2 separate regions of the Homo sapiens genome follow, and region 2 is linked to region 1. Evidence: chromatin contacts called from ENCODE Hi-C or POLR2A ChIA-PET data. All regions are on one chromosome and are shown on one strand. Each heading gives the region's core, a stretch centred on a gene start or an enhancer-like site at or near the end of the contact. The rest is flanking DNA. Distances are from core to core; before and after follow the strand shown. Region 1 holds the start of LINC01134 (long intergenic non-protein coding RNA 1134). Region 2 has its middle 140 kb from the start of AJAP1.

The links. A loop is a pair of places that touch in the nucleus more often than their neighbours do. ChIA-PET counts read pairs that join two places held with the same protein, here RNA polymerase II (POLR2A). Pooled maps may share reads with other maps.
Region 2: a pooled map shows a loop between it and region 1 (11-fold over the local background). The contact joins the enhancer-like site here to the promoter of LINC01134 in region 1. A Hi-C loop is called at or near these places in 2 of 37 single-sample maps with no recorded cell type and 6 of 50 pooled maps. POLR2A ChIA-PET finds 5 or more read pairs at or near these places in 1 of 52 experiments (OCI-LY7).

Annotation. Positions count from the first base shown.
Region 1 is chr1:3,898,736-3,901,795 of GRCh38, forward strand. It overlaps LINC01134 (long intergenic non-protein coding RNA 1134), which reads left to right and starts at 1,669. Exons shown (of 4, transcript NR_024455.1): 1 at 1,669-1,896. It overlaps C1orf174 (chromosome 1 open reading frame 174), which reads right to left and starts at 1,537. Exons shown (of 4, transcript NM_207356.3): 1 at 1,437-1,537. The coding sequence starts at 1,451. RefSeq lists enhancers at 629-1,199, 1,200-1,768, 1,769-2,338, 1,978-2,237 and silencers at 1,288-1,357, 2,438-2,617.
Region 2 is chr1:4,795,235-4,798,039 of GRCh38, forward strand. No RefSeq gene overlaps it. Among named protein-coding and RNA genes, the nearest start is that of AJAP1, 140 kb to the left of the region's middle. Within about 2 kb of position 1,342, at least 2 of the 41 ENCODE cell types and tissues checked have a DNase peak (open chromatin) inside an H3K27ac peak, as active enhancers do; they include OCI-LY7, where a contact is called at or near this core.

The DNA.
Region 1 (3,060 bases), core at 419-2,918:
AATATGTGTATAATATATACAGACATGTACTATATTTGCCAATAACAAAACAAAGTGGGTGAAAGCAAACCCCTGCTGGCTAAGGAAATGACCACAGACAGAAAGTAATAATGATAACACAGTACTGTTGAGTTTGTAACATTATCAGATGTAATACATATAACAAAATACCACAAAAATAACCATATAAGAGTAACATTTCTGTATCACTTGGAATTAACCTAGTACAAATCTGAAGCTTAAGATGTATATGGAGAATATGAAGATTAAGCTGTATACGGTAAAACATAAAGCACTGGAAAAAACCCAAAAAAGTTGTGGAAAAAAAATCATTAAATTAAAATGCTACATTAGGAAATATTCACTTTAATCCACTTAAAGAAGGAACAGGGGAAGAAAAAGACAGACTTGTATAAAGAAAAGAAAAAGTAAAATGGCAAATGTAAACCTAACTACAGTGTATCAATAATATTAAATGTGCATGGGCTAAACAATTCAATCAAAAGGCAGAAACTACCAGACTGCATTTTAAAAAAGATCCAAGTATATGTGCCTACAGGAGACAAGTTTTGGTTCAAAGATAAAAATAGTAAAAGGAGTTGGAATTCACAAGTGGCCACTCCATTTGAACAAACCAGGAGAGCCTCCATGCAGCTCAGAGCCTCCCAAGTGGACCGGGACCCGCGCCGGGTCCACTGTGAAAAGGGTCCTTCGCCTTAACTGTTACACCCACGCAATGAGCACTTGCCCCTTGCCAGACACTGGCACCCCCCTTCAATCCTCACCACCCTCTTGGTGGATCCCTCATCACCCCACTTTTAGCACATTCAGTAGATGGGGCCAAGCTGAGGTCACTTGCTGTGTGACGTCCATTGGAGTGGCAGCAGTTGAGGGGCACAAACTCAGCTCTGCAGCATCTAGCACTACCAGGAGTTGAAACCAGTTCTGGAGAGGGTGCCCCACCTTCCTAGGAAAGTGGCCCGAAACCTCCCTTCAAGGGGGCGTGACCTGGGAGCCCCCTGTTGCCCAGGACGTGAACTGTGAGCTCCACTTCTCCCGAGGGCGTGGACCGGAGCCCCCCTTCTCCCGCGGGCATGGCCTGGGAGCTCCCCTTCTCTCGGGGGTGTGGCCCAGAGGCCCCATTCTGCGGGGGTGGGTAACCTGGGAGCCCCCTTCTCCCGGGGACGTGACCTGTGAGCTCCACTTCTTCCGAGGGCGTGGCCCGGAGCCCCCTTTTCACAGGGGCGTGACCTGGCAGCCCTCCTTCTCCCGGGAGCGTGGCCTGGAGCCCCCCAACTACTGCCGGGGGCGAGGCCCAAGCGGAGGCCGCTCCTAGGCCACAGGCACCCCGTGACCCCGCCCCGGTTCTCCAGACAGCAGGTGACCCAGAGTCCCCGCCCTGCCCGGCGCAGCTGCTGCCGGGACCCAGCCCTCACCTTCCGGCTCCTCATGAGTGTGAGCACCGCAGCCAAGCACCGCGCGCCCCGGCCAACGCGTCCCGGCGGAGCGGCGACCCGGAGTCTGCAGAGCGCGCCGCGGCGGCGTCCGACGTCAGCACAGCCAATCACAGTGCAGCACCCTCGTCATGTGATTCCCCCCCCCCCCCCCCCCGTGTTGGCTCTTTCGTAAGCGGCGGGCGAAGGTCACAGGCCTTGGGCCAGTGGTGGGACACTGGAGCAGGAAGTCGGCCTGTGGCCGGCCATGTTCATGAGGGCGCGTCCCTTGGCACCCCTGTAGCCGCTATGTTTCCCACGCCCGTGGCAGGCCTGAGAGATTATGTTTGCGGGGGGTGCTTTTTTTGTAGCTTCTGTGTTCGCCATATTTGAAAGGGGCAGACGGCCATGTTCGTGAACGGCGCTTCCCTTGGTGCACCTGTGGCCGCCATGTTTGAGCGAGGTGGGCAACTATGTTCTTGAGGGGGGAGCAACCATGTTCTTGAGGGGCTCTTCCCTTGAAGCCTCTTTGGCCACCATGTTTGAGAGGGGCAGACGGCCATGTTTGTAAGGGGCGCTTCTCTTGGTGCGCCTGTGGCCGCTATGTTTGAGAGGGGCAGGCAACCATGTTCGTGAGGGGCGCTTCCCTTGAAGCCTCTTTGGCGCCATGTATGAGAGGGGCGGACGGCCATGTTTGTGAGGGGCTCTTCCTTTGGTGCGCCTGTGGCCGCCATGTTTGAGAGGGGCGGGCGGGACGTCCGTGAGGGGCCCCTCCCCTTGCATCCCCTGGCTAACAGCCTGCAGGAGGGCGGGAAGTGCTTTCTCCAGTGCCGCAGAGCGCTGGTTTCTGAGTGCCGGTTAGCGGCCTTGAGCAGCGCGAGGGACTCCCAGGCCTGCCCGTGCTGCGGTCCCGCTGGGGAGCTTTGCGCGCTTGTCGCAGGCTGTGCTGCCCCGCGACATGCCGCTTTGGGTTGGGGTGGCCCGCCCGGGAAGTGGCCTCAGCTGTCCCCCACGTTGCGGGCGGGAGGGGGCCTTAGTGGAGGCCGTCGGTGGGCCCAGGAGGCCAGGGTCCGGCGTCGGGCTGGGGGCCGGTTTTCGTCCCCCGTTACGTGCAAGGCGGGAAATGACCCCTCCGCCGTCCCGTTACTCTCCGGGGCCAACGTGGACTCGCAGGGGCCACGCCTTTTCCAATGGCCACGCCCCTAGCAGGCCTGGGTGGACCCGCAGCGGCCACGCCTCCTCCAATGGCCGCGCCCTATCAGGTCTGGATGGACACACGGCGGCCACGCCTCCTCCAGCAAACACGCCCCTAGCAGGCCTGGGCTGCTGTGATGCGTCCTCTTTGGCCGCCGCTGAGGGAGGTGTTTGTAAAGCTGAGGACCACTGTTCTGTTGTGGGTTTTTTTGTTTGTTTGTTTGTTTTTTGAGACGGAGTCTCGCTCTGTCACCCAGGCTGGAGTGCAGTGGCGCGATCTCAGCTCACTGCAACCTCCGCCTCATGGGCTCAAGCCATTCTCCTGCCTCAGCCTCCTGAGTAGCTGGGATTACAGGCAGGCGCCACCACACCTGGCTAATTTTTGTATTTTTAGTAGAGATGGGGTTTCATCATGTTGGTCAGGCTGGTCTCG
Region 2 (2,805 bases), core at 92-2,591, 900 kb after region 1:
CTGGTGCCAAGTTGAGAGGGACCGTAGGACTCTAGATCTTATTGTCTGCAGATGCTCTCTGCATTTGTTGTGACTCGTAATAAGTGCTTGTTCAAATCGATACATCTCCTCTGCTTTATTAACAGGCATTAACTTCAGAGCTGAGAAATGAAGTTCTAAGGTGTGAGGATAGGTTCCTTTAGAACAGCAGTTCTCAGGGGATGACATTCTTCCCAGAGAGATTTAGCACCGCCTGGTGACAGTTTGGGTTCTCATAACTAAGTAGTACAGCGGGCACTGACATCTAGAATTTGGAAGCCAGGGATGCCATCGAACACCCTGCTATGCACAGGACAGCCCCATGACAAAAACAATCCAGCCCCAAATGTCAACAGTGCTGACATTGACAGCAGTGTTCTGGGGGATGCTGAAGTCGACCTGCTTTATGCAGAGGGTCATCATATAAATCAACACTGCTCATCGGGTCTTCCTGAAGCCAGCAGCTTCCTTAGGGAACAACAGGGTTATCTCAGGAAGCAAAGGGTGAGCTCTCCTTTCCCAGATCTTTTTTAAAGCCTGGGTGTTTTGGTTTGCTATGGCTCCTGTAACAAAATAGCACAAACTGGATGTGGCTTCAAACCATGGAAATGTATTGCATCACAGTTCTGTAAGCCAGAAGGCTGAGATCCAGAGGGACAGAGCCAGGCACCCTCTGAAGGCACTAGGGCTGGGCACCCTCTGAAGGCACTAGGGAAAGGTCTGCTCCAGGCCTCTCTCCTGCTTCTGGTGAATACTTGGCATGTGGCAGCCTCACTCCATCCTTCACTTGGCATCTTCCCTGTGTGTGTGTCTGTGTCTAAATTTTCCCTTTTAATAAGGATACCAGTCATGCGGGTTTGGGGCCCACCTTTCTCCAGTAGGACCTCGTCCTAACAAATTGCATCTGCAATGGGCCTATTTCCAAATAAGGTCACATTCTGAGCTGCAGGGGGTTAGGACTGCAGCATATGCATTTGGTCAGGGGGCTTGACACAATTCAACCCATGACGCTGGGGAATCAGAGATGCCATCACTTGTATTGAAACCTGCCCCACTTTCCTTTGTTCTGCATCTATCCTGAGAAAACGTGAAGGGCCTCAGGCAGCGAGGGGCAGGGGGTACCCAGAAAGGAGGTTCAAGTTCCTTCTCCTCCCCCGACTGAAGCTGGGGGGCTCGTCCAGGAAACATTGCGGATGATAGTGGCCTCACCTTTTAAAACCAAGGCAGCTGGGTTTCTAGTTGGAGGTTCATCTGGGCTTCAAAAGGGGAAGCAGCTTCCTCTTAAAGTGACTGTCCCCAGAATAGTGTTTTTGTTTTGGTTTCAGGTTGCCAGATAAAGGTGAAGCAGCTGCCACGGTCATATGCTGTCATAAAACTTAGAAAAAAAGAGAGTGAGGGAAGCGGAATACATAACTCCTTGCACAGAGAACAGCTGCAAATGCAGAGCTTTGCCTCTTTTTTTTCTTCTTCTTTATTTGCATCTGTGATTTCTTATTTCTGTTTCACTTCTTCCCTGAATTTCTGAGCTTCCTATCTGGCTCCAGCACACTTCATCTGGCAGCACGGAGAGTGCCCCCCAGTTAGGATCTGCTGTACTGCAGGAGGGAAGGAGGCCGCCACTGCTAGAGAGACATTTGGCCACTTGCCTGTGACTCAGTGGGCTCTTCCCAGCATTTCTTCTCCCGCTCACCTTCAGCAAAATGGTCTGGGTTTGCAGAGGAACCTTGTTATCTGTCTAGACTCTGTTCTCTATGTGCTCTCTTCTCCAAAGCTCTCCCCATGTTTTCTAACTCTTCAGCCTTGAACTTGGCAGAAGTGATGCAGCAAAGTCTCGGCCCCGTGAGGCTGTGGTTCTCCAGACTGGCAGCCTTCCCAGGAGTGAGGCTGTGGGCACTAAAGCAAGAGGCAGGGTGGGATGGAGAGGAGTCAGCCTTAGCAGCGGGGCAGAGTCTGTGGTTGTCCTGCTCTGGTGCTTGCAGCTCCGCCCACAGACAGGTCCAGAAGGCTGTAGGTCCCCAGAGTGTCCTTGCTGCTGGAGATGGCTGGCTCAGTTCACTTGTTCTCTTTGGAACTCTTTAGAACGTGTAGACCTCCTGCTGATAGTTTTATAGACAATCACCCAGAGTGTAGCCGTTGAGAGCAACTCTATGCAAACCATTGCTTCTGCAAAGCTACAAAATAATGAGCTTTTGATAATGACACTGAATGAGCTGTGGACACAGACTAGACCTTCCTGGGACCACATACCACCTCCGATTGACGGATCCCATTAACACCAGCAGGCCTCTTGGGGCCTGCCATCACCAAAGGCAGCTGAGTGAGGAGAGCCTCCCCAGGCTTGAAAACACTTGGGCTTGATTTTGTTAAAGCTGCACATCGAGGCACTTCCCCCTGAGACCTGGGTTATCTCATATCCTCTCCAATTCGGCAAGGGCCCCCGTTATGCTGGATTGCTTTGGATCATGGAGGAAAAACAATAATGAAGCCATATTTTGGGCATCTGGCTGAGCTTTGTTCTTCCTTTGAGAAAGGAAGCCATACCACAGTTGCCCCAAAGATGAGGCAGACACCTAATTTCCTGAACCAGACCCTTGCTGGCTTGGACACTGTGGCCTGTGGCTGAGTAATGGTTGGGGAGTGAGTGTCTCTCAGTCCAAGACCGCATATATGATAAAATTATGCAGGAAAATAATGAGAACCATTGAAAGATGTTGCTCACTTTGGGATTGAATTACCACCTAAATGAAACTGACAGTGGGCAGGGGGCTTGTAGAATGAAATTAGGGA